Regions from separate parts of the Homo sapiens genome. Here all the other regions are linked to region 3. The links are chromatin contacts, found by Hi-C in ENCODE. All regions are on one chromosome and are shown on one strand. The core of a region is the stretch at or near the end of the contact, and the rest is flanking DNA. Distances in the headings are between cores, read along the strand shown. Region 1 holds the start of EIF3F (eukaryotic translation initiation factor 3 subunit F). Region 2 holds the start of PPFIBP2 (PPFIB scaffold protein 2). Region 3 holds the start of FAR1 (fatty acyl-CoA reductase 1).

Region 1 (3,117 bases), core at 583-3,082, 5.7 Mb after region 3:
CATCATGCTGTGGAAGGTTAAGAATGGAGTGAGGGTCCGGGTATGGGATGGAGGACCGGCACTTAATGCTGTTGCTGGGAACGTGGAAGGTAGGTAGAGCTTAAACAAATGAAGGACAGCAGGAAAAGCACTTGTGGCAAAGAGAACGCAAAAGCTTGGTCTGAGAAAAGACAAGCAATGTTCAGAAGATATGAATTTAAGTTTCTGTAAAATGCTATACCGTCAAAGATAGATAAAGGAGAGAAAATGTGTGTCTGTATGCATTGGGGTGGTCCAGGCCTGATGTGAATGGCAACTAACAGCTGTACCTAATGTGTGCCAGCATAGTCAGAAGTTTTTAATTTAGCTCTCACAAAGACTAAGTCTAAAGTAGCTCCTGACAGAACAGATTTTAGGTAATCTGCCCCAAGTCACATGGCAAATGTTTTGTGAGGTCTGCTTACAAATCTTGTCTGCTTTGCAATATACCAACTGTCTTCTATGGTGTAAGAACTAGTAGATGTTCAAGAGTATGAAAGAGAAAGAATGCTTGTAAATAAAGTGGATTCACAAAGCTATTTAAAATCTGGCACTAAGATGGAATGGAAACGAATTTCATGGGACCAGCATAGTCTCCAGAAAGGAATTTATTATCAACAATCCCTCTTTAGTGCTTTTCCATTTTACAAACTACTTTAACATAAAATATCTATTCCCCAAATTTGGAACACAGGCAGAGAATGGGTCATTTTTCGACCTGAAGGTTAAGGGCAGAAATATAAACAGATAATACAACTGTTTGCGTCCAAATGCAAAATGGGGGAACAGGGTTTCTCACATTAGGTACTAATATTAGGGGACACTGAGGGACACAGATCAGGCTCAGACGTTTAGGACAGCAGAACACTATAAAATCCCAAGCGGGTTCCAACCAAACCGGTTTACTTGTTGGGAGGAATGTTTTTTTACAAACGTCCCCACTCCTTTGACAACTGGTTAGAAAACTTTGTCAATACCTGGAAAACGATGACATTTAGTCAGTGGATAAGGGAGAAATATGTGGTCACTGGTATAGGGAGTCAAGGGTTCCTGACTTCCCACTCGGCGTGTGAACTCATTTTTGGTAGATGCAGCCCATCATACTTGCCATAAACTGCTGTTTATGTAAAATGTAAACCACTGGCATAAATGTAAACCACTGGCATAAAATATTCAGTAAATGACACAACTACTCCTTGTGTATTTTATGTCGCTTAAAGTGACAGCAATCCGGCAGGAGAGAGAGGAGAGATGCAAGTGCTTGAGAAGATAAGTCACAGCAAAAGGTAGGATGCAGATATAGATTAAGAGGTCATTGGGGATGGGAGGAAAGGACGGTAGGACACCAGGAATTAAAGAATTAATGAGTTAGGGGAGTGAGATAAATGAGAAGTGGGAGGAAGAAAAGAATGTTAACTTTCTCTGACCACTCACCCAACAGGGTCCCGATAACTCGGGCAGCACCCTCGTTGCGTCTCTCGTAGCTGTCCACAATGGAGGCCAAAATGACTGGGTGCAGCCTGACCACGCGGCCGCCGGGGAAGGGCCCTGGAAGAGCAGGACCAGGCAGAGCGGGCGCTGGGGTCTGCGCTGGAGCTTGCGCTGAGGCCGGGGTCTGGCCAGGAGCCGCAGTTGCAGCCGCTGCTGCCGCAGGGTCTGAGGATGAGGCTGGAGCCGCAGCGGGAACCGGAGCCGCAGCCGGTGCTGGCGTTGGCGCTGGAACTGAGGCTGGGGCCGCCGCCGGGACTGGGGTTGGCGTGGCCGGAGGAGCACTTACTGGTACCGCCGGTGTGGCCATCTTGTCGAGAAAGAAGGAGGCGGAAGCGGAAATGACAGCATTCATGAATATCAGGAGCTTGATAGGCTGAATATACACCACGTGAGCTAGAGCTTTTTGCTGATTGGTTACTGGTGATACTTCTCGGAGCACTGAAATAGTCCCGCCGTTGGTAATTTCTTCTGGAATTTGTGCGCTCTGCTTTTGGCCCGAGGAGCACTCAGGAAACCCTGGGCTAAGTAGTTCCGGGTAAAACTTGGGACGGCGTTCGAAGAGAAACACTTTGTGCAGCTGCCGCCAGGTGGAACCAGAAAGCAGCGCGGAGGTCGAAATTCGTGTTTTAGACTTAAATGAGATAATGGATGTCAAAGTGCCTTTAAAAAGGATTTTAAGGCCAGGCGCGGTGGCTCACGCCTGTAATCTCAGCACTTCGGGAGACCGAGGCGGAAGGATCGTTTGAGCCCAGAAGCTCGAGGCTGCAATGGGCGAGAAGGAGAACTTAGCTGGATTTCTCCTGCTGCTTTGAGAAGAGACTGGAGGGTGAGGGGAGGTGAGGAGAGGGAGGCGAGAGAGGGAAAAGCAGGGAGACCTGCTGGGAGGCCACTAGGTAATCTAAGTGAGAGATGATGGTGGCTGGGACCAGGCTGGTAGCAGTAGAAGTTCTGAGAAGTGGGAAGATTATGGATATATTTTGAAGGTAGTTTCAATAGGGTTTCCTGAGAAATTGTATATGAGGTGTGAAAGAGAGGAGTCAAGGAGGACTGCAATTTTTTTTTTTTTTTTTTGTACTGAGCGATTAGTAGGATGAAGTCACCATCAATTGAGATAGCAAAAGCTGTAGGTAGAGCAGGTTTTGGGGAAAAGATCCTGATTTCATTTCTGAATGTGTCACCTTTGAGATGTCCATTACACATTCAAGTGGAGTTGTAATAAGGTGTATAAACTAGTCTGTACTTTAGGAGAGGATTATATGAGGTATTGCCTTGTAAAGCTCTTAGCACATGCCTGATATACAGTAGTTATTAAGTCATAGCTATTATCACTATGTGATGGAGGGAGCTCTGACCATAACCCACTGTGTAACTTGGGGCAATCTACAAGTTTTTTCTGAGCCTCAATTTCCTTCTTGGTATAATGGGGTGATAACATCTGCTTGTAAAGACAAAACAAAACACCAAAAAAACTGTCAACTCCCTTAATTAGGTCAAGTCCTAGTGTCCAGCTGGCAAGTGGATAGGTGAGGTTGAACTTCTTATCCCTGATTCTGTGCCCAAGAGTTGATTTCTCCTTGGAGAAATCTTCCATTATTAGAATTCACATGA
Region 2 (3,052 bases), core at 2-2,501, 6.2 Mb after region 3:
AGTGAAAACCTCATCAATCATCCCCATCTCCCACTTCAAATTTATTTAGCTATGAATTTAAGCAAAGTACAAATGGGTTGCCTCTCTTAAGCCAAAGAGAAATAATTTCTAAATTAGATAACACTTACAGCTTTCCATACACCTATAATAATGAAAGACTGAATATGCTGAAGATGAATTATGTCGAAAACCAACTACTTTTCTGTAGTTGACCATTTAACTTCACATAATACACTACAAATTTGAAAACACTTCAGATTTGTATTACAATCAATTAAGGAGGGGTTGAGAAAGGAGAGAGACGAAGAGAAAGACAGGAAGTAGACCAAAATATAGAAAAGGGACACGGATCTATACCAAATATCTGGCTGCTCTAAAAGTAAAAATATAATTAGATTCGTTTTTTAAGAAGATTAAACACTGGCAAGAATGCCTGTCTTAATCCTATCCAAACGCTGGAAGTTCTGTTCTCTTGTTACATAATCTTATTTTCATCCGAGGAAAAACTGCGGGTCTGGAATCTGATGTGATGAGGTGAGGAGGGAGCCCACTTTTAAATAGGACCGTCCCCATCCTGCAGTCTACTGGGACGCGGCGGCTTTAGATTTTAAAAAGTGTGCTGTATTTTTGCACTTACACTACAGAACTGGCTTTAGCCGAGGCCCTGCATCTAGACACACGCTGTGTCCACCAGAGAATTGCCTGGGCTGACAGACCTAAAGCTTCCGCAACCTCCTTAGGCTCCCTAGTCCACGCCGCTGCTCCCCGGGCTGAGCAGGGCTGGGACGCGCCGCACAGAACTCAGGGACCCCACCTCCCTGCGCATCTCCAGGGCCACGCTGGCACCTGCAGGAGTGCGGACTGTCCGCGGATCCCAGGCAGGGTTGGGTGGAGATTCGCAGCCAACCCACAGGAGTTCTGCCCTCCTCCCAGGCTTCTGGCCAGTGGAGTTGGAGAAGGGTCCCCGTCCTCGAGCCTGGGACACGCTCCGGGGCTCACAGAGACACTGACCCACACGTCCCCGTGGTTCGTAGCTCTGGGGGCGCTCCACTCCCTAGGTAATGCTCCCGACGGGGATCCCAACCCCGACCGCGCGGCAAGCCCGGGGTGTGGGGAGAGCCCACTGACCTGGGTACGGGGCCGAGGCTCCTCTCCGGGCGGCTCAGGTGTGCGGGCCGCTCCCGTGTCCCTCCCACCTTCAAACATGAGAGCCCAGAAGCGAGCGACGGGCCACTGGCCCACCGACCAACTGCCGGACCAAGCGCCCGACCAACCAGCGGACCGACCGCAGCGGCCGGGGCCGGCGCCCACGTGACGGGGCGGGGACCTGCGGAAGGCTCTTCCCGGAGCGCCGCGCCCCCACCCCGGGACCTGCCACAGGGACCACCCCCTTGGGCACCCGCTCCCTCTCGGGCACCGAAGAAGCCTGCTGGGACCCGTCCACCAGGGTTCCTGTTCCCGGGGGACCGGCCTGGTCAGCCCCGCCCCTTCGAACCTGCCTCGTCCCCACCCCCTGGGCCGCGCGTCCGGGCCCCAGCCCCGCCTCTCTCGGCGGACCGCGCCCCCTTCCGGGAGCCCCGCCCCGTTCGCCGCGCCTCCTCCTCCGCACAGCTCCGGTTGCGGGGAGGCCCGGGTGGGTACCCGGCGCTCCGGCTCCCAGTCTCCTGGGCTTCTCCAGTCCTTCAGCGCCGTTCTCCGGTCACAGGGAATGAAAGCGAGGAAGAAGGAAACGGTGTCGAGAATTGCGAAGAGAGAAAGCATAGAAAACCCACATTAGAGGCACTCCCAGAGCAGAAACCCTTCGGAGCATCCCGACTTCCTCGGCCCGCGTGCAATCCAGGCAAAATTGAGGTTGTCTCTGAGCCGCCCTCCCTAAGCAGGTCGGAAAGCCCCCGAATCATCCCAGGTCCCGCCGCGCTGCACTCGCAACCTGGGGTGGAGGTCCCTCTAGTGGTTGGCACCAAACAAAAGTTCTGTCTTATGAAGAGCCGAGGTCAGGAAGCATTTCCCTGTGCCCAGCGCCAAGGTCTGGGACCTTAGGTCCAAGAAAAGCGTTGGCAATGTCTGACCACAGGAATGGGTTCTCGAACTGGGGAGGACTGAAGCTGGAGATCTGGTCCAGCCCCTACCTCCAGCGTGTGGCCTGAACCCGTTTTGGTTGTACTGCTATGTTGTGGCCCTGCCCAGGCCTCCAAGGACTGGCTGCTGTTAAGCTGTTTAAAATCCCTGTAGGCCTCAGATGGCAGCGACACCAGGGACTCGGCATAGTCCCCAGCTCTGGCAGGAGTCACCACAGCCCTAGCCTTTAGTTCTCTACAGGCTGGAGTGTCGACAAACTCCACAGGACACAACTTTTTCAAACCAAATTTACCCTCGCGGTCTGAAATGACCAGTAGGCCCAGGAGAATTTTACATGTGAACAGAACCTAACCCACCCTGGCAAATATGAGACGTGTGGTCACTGCGGGAACCTGGCCAGCAGCAGACCAAAGCACAGCCAGCAGGGGAAGGCTGGGGCCCGCAAGAGTTGTGTTACAACAGGACACCCTTCAGTTCTCTTTCACTTCCTTAAAATAGCAGCAGAGCGACTTTTGTAGACGCAGGCTGCCACAGTTCACACAAGGTCATGGCTGTTTCCGAATCCCACCCTTTATTGCCCTAGCGGAGCCACTCCCCTTACCTCCGCCCCCAGAAACTGCTAGCCTGTTCTTAAATTGATACAGTTACCTTTTTAAATGTTCTAAGTCACCGGCTCTGGAGCTTCTTTGCACTTTGGAACCAACTTGCGGGAAGGAACTTTAAAAATACTGATATCTCGATCCATCCCCAGAGGTTCTGATTTAATGGTCTTGGGGATATGGCCACGGCATGAGGACTGTTAAAACTCCGCAGGTGATTCTTATGTGCAACAAAGTTTAAGAACCACTGATGTAGGCCATGTCGATGTCAGTCTTCACTTAAATCCAACAAGACCCCAGAGCTAAAACGTTCACCTGAAAGAAACCCCATTCCCAGGCCTGCATACTGACCTGCGCTGGCTCACAAGAAGCAA
Region 3 (2,951 bases), core at 163-2,662:
TTTTAAATTAATTTGAAAAAAATACATCAGGATTGTACTTATACGTTAATTCTCACTTGTATTACTGTAAGAGATCTTGCATCATTTTTATGCTATATTACACATGCCCAACATGACAGCTGAGAAACTCCCCTGGAGGGCAGATTTTCTGAGAGTATCTTCTGATGTTGTCTTTAAACCAACACTTTTTTTTTTAACATAAAGAATTAAGGGATTCCTGACTGCCATCTAGTCAAAAGCAAACAATATGTATGCCATTACTTCGGAGGGAGTGAGTTCTTGTGCTGCTGAGGCAAAACGAGATGAACTGTCACAGGGATGGCAGGAGGGGTGGAGTGTAGGAGGAGGATCAGCCCCAGTAGTGAGAATTAAAAACTCTTTTGAGTATTTGGCCCTCCACTAGCAGTAAATTAACCTTCAAACCTGACCAAGACACTACCTGAGACCCTCCACTCTCCGACACCGCAGAATCAGACAACTGTTCTTGCTCAACTACTCATAAAAGATTCACAGCCTTCACCTACCACACATAAATCTACCGCGTTTGCTGCTTGTATACTTTGTCCTAACAGACCAACTAATGCCTTCTAGTCCAATAGCCTCCCGTCCACACCTCACATAAAACCTTCTCAGCCACCTTCCGGTTTCAGTAGGTGCCTCTTACTCCAGATCCACGTGTCCCCAGTTCTCCAGAGACCTTCACCTTCAAAACCCAAGCCCGTCCCCCCTTCACTCCCAGCTGATCTCCACCCAGGCCCTATCAATCCTTACTTCTAATAGGCCAACCACACTCCCCGGCCCCGCGCCTTCTCCCTCAGCACCCTTTTCTGAGCATCACCTATTTCCCACCACTTTCTTCCTCCCCAGACCCGGAATCCTGCAATCACTAGGCCTCCCTTTGCCGCTACCCTCCCGCGAGCACGCGGAGCCCGCTGCTCGGCTAACCACCCCGCCCCACCTTCGCCACCTCTAGCGGCCTCCCACCCCAGGCGGCTCCCCGGGCTCCGCGGCTGCAAACCAGGCCCCACCGTACGTCCCCCACGCGGTCCCGGCCCTGTGAAGGGCGGCGGCGGGGCAAAGAGGGGCAGAGACCACCCGGGGTGAGGCGGGCGCCCTCACTTCTGGGCGTACCCGGGCGGGGGCGGGGGCGGGACGGCTGGTCGGCGCCCCCGCCTCGGCCAGGCCTGCAGCCCGAGCTCCCGCAACCACTTCCCGAGCCAGGCGAGGAGGAGCCCGCAGCCCGGCCGCTCCCGCTGGCGCACCCCCTTCTCACCTAGACGCAGAGGCTCAGGCCTCGCTCTCCCACTGGCCGTCCAGCAATAGCTGCGCCGCCGCCGCCGCCGCCGTCGCGCTCTCTTCACTCGCTTTTCCACCGCCCGCGACCGGCTGCTGAAGAGCGGACGGGCAGTGGCACGCCCATTGGCTGAGGCCCGCAGTCGCGTCAGCCGGCCCCGACCGCACCTCGCGACGTGACTGGCTGGAGCGGCGCCTCTTTTCGACATCCGCTTTTGATTGGCTCTCGCGCACACCCTTATCCGCAGGACCAGTCATCCTCCTCCCTGCTTTAGCCTCTCACCCCCAACCCGGTTTCCCTCCGGGCGGGAGTGGGGCGGGAGCGGACGCCCGCGGAACGCGAACGGCCAATGGGGGCGCGGAGAGAGGGCCGGGAGGTGGGCCCTGCGGCCGGGAGGCTCGCGGGGGAATGCTCAGCCAATGGGCCCGCGCCCCACATCTCGAGTCCTGGAGCGCCCCCGCCGGCTGCTGGCGTCCTGTCGGGTCGCGCCCAGGGCCACGCCCGGCTGTCCGTCGCGCGGGAGGGGCGCCAACTCCCAAGGTTGGGAGCACGCAGCGAGGCCCGCGCGGGAGACAGCGGGGCTGCCATTGTGGCGTGCTTAGCGCTATTATGGTGGGGCCCGGGGGCCCTCCGGCCATTGCTGGGCGTGAGGGATCCGTTCGGAGAACTACCAGCTTGGCGGGTGTGGCCCGGGTCGGTGAGAGCGAAGAGCTCTACGGACCCCTGGAGCCTCCACGGGTCTCGCCCAGTCCCAGGGGACTGTGGGCCCATTCATTCCACCTTCCACTTCCTCCAAAATAATTCCCTACAAAACTTACCGGTAGTGATAGGAGTTAGAATAACGTTTACTTCTGAGGGGTGGGGCACGAGGGAACCTATGGAAAGCTGGAAACATTGCGTCTTGATCCTGGTGGTCGTTCCGGGCTGTGTACACATGGAGGAATTCATCGAGCCGGACACTTAATAGTATTACCACATTCATACGGCTCATTTTTAAAAAATAATAAAAGGATCATGAGAATTCTGTAATAATATTACCACAATCTTTGGGCTCCGTGGGACTCCATTGTATAAACAGTCCGCATTAGGATTTAGCTGTCATTCAAAACATGCAAGCCATAGGAAGAAAAAAAAAGATTTGTGAGAAGCAAAAATGAGTGAACGCTCTTGGCACGGTGAATAGCATGCACAGGTTGGTATTTAGGGATGGATGGCTCAGAGTGATTTTTCTGTGGGGATTTAGAGCTTGTTTCAGTGCCTGGCCCTGTTAGTAGCTAAAAGCAGTCATAGTGCTGCATCCAGTTGGAAACTACAAAAGCTCACTGAACTGCCTACTTTGTGGCAGATGTTAAGTTCTGGCTCAGGAAACTAATTTGAATGCCATGGCTTCTGCCTCGATGAGCTCACAGTCTTGCAGCAAGTACTGTCATTTCTGGAGGAGGGCACAGAACACAAAGCTAACACACTTGCTTACCCTCAGGGATGTCGCATTCCGCTACTTTAGGCAAGACAGTGTATGCCTGGAACCCATCCAGTCCAATAGCCATAGTCATAAATAGCCAGGATCAGGTGAAACACTTCTTAGAAGTGGGTCAAAATATTCTCCCAAAACAAACGTAAGAACTATGGACCAAATTCTAATCTGTAAAAGAACACA

Evidence for each region. A loop is a pair of places that touch in the nucleus more often than their neighbours do. Pooled maps may share reads with other maps.
Region 1: a loop to region 3 is called in a map of ascending aorta, with 6 times the contacts of the local background. The contact joins the promoter of EIF3F here to the promoter of FAR1 in region 3. A Hi-C loop is called at or near these places in 3 of 168 maps with a recorded cell type or tissue (ascending aorta and naive thymus-derived CD4-positive, alpha-beta T cell) and 13 of 50 pooled maps.
Region 2: a loop to region 3 is called in a map of CD4-positive, alpha-beta memory T cell, with 12 times the contacts of the local background. The contact joins the promoter of PPFIBP2 here to the promoter of FAR1 in region 3. A Hi-C loop is called at or near these places in 1 of 168 maps with a recorded cell type or tissue (CD4-positive, alpha-beta memory T cell), 2 of 37 single-sample maps with no recorded cell type and 11 of 50 pooled maps.

What each region holds. Positions count from the first base shown.
Region 1 is chr11:7,986,052-7,989,168 of GRCh38, reverse strand. EIF3F (eukaryotic translation initiation factor 3 subunit F) reads right to left here and starts at 1,832. Exons shown (of 8, transcript NM_003754.3): 1 at 1,453-1,832. The coding sequence starts at 1,816. RefSeq lists enhancers at 1,538-1,587, 1,056-1,594, 1,595-2,134, 2,018-2,197.
Region 2 is chr11:7,512,198-7,515,249 of GRCh38, reverse strand. It overlaps PPFIBP2 (PPFIB scaffold protein 2), which reads right to left and starts at 1,251. Exons shown (of 24, transcript NM_003621.5): 1 at 1,129-1,251. LOC124902806 (leucine-rich repeat extensin-like protein 5) reads left to right here. Exons shown (of 4, transcript XM_047428005.1): 2 at 645-1,132; 3 at 1,210-3,052. The coding sequence ends at 2,040. RefSeq lists a silencer at 1,156-1,685 and an enhancer at 2,356-2,475.
Region 3 is chr11:13,667,129-13,670,079 of GRCh38, reverse strand. FAR1 (fatty acyl-CoA reductase 1) reads right to left here and starts at 1,412. Exons shown (of 12, transcript NM_032228.6): 1 at 1,274-1,412. RefSeq lists an enhancer at 853-902 and silencers at 983-1,262, 1,373-1,862.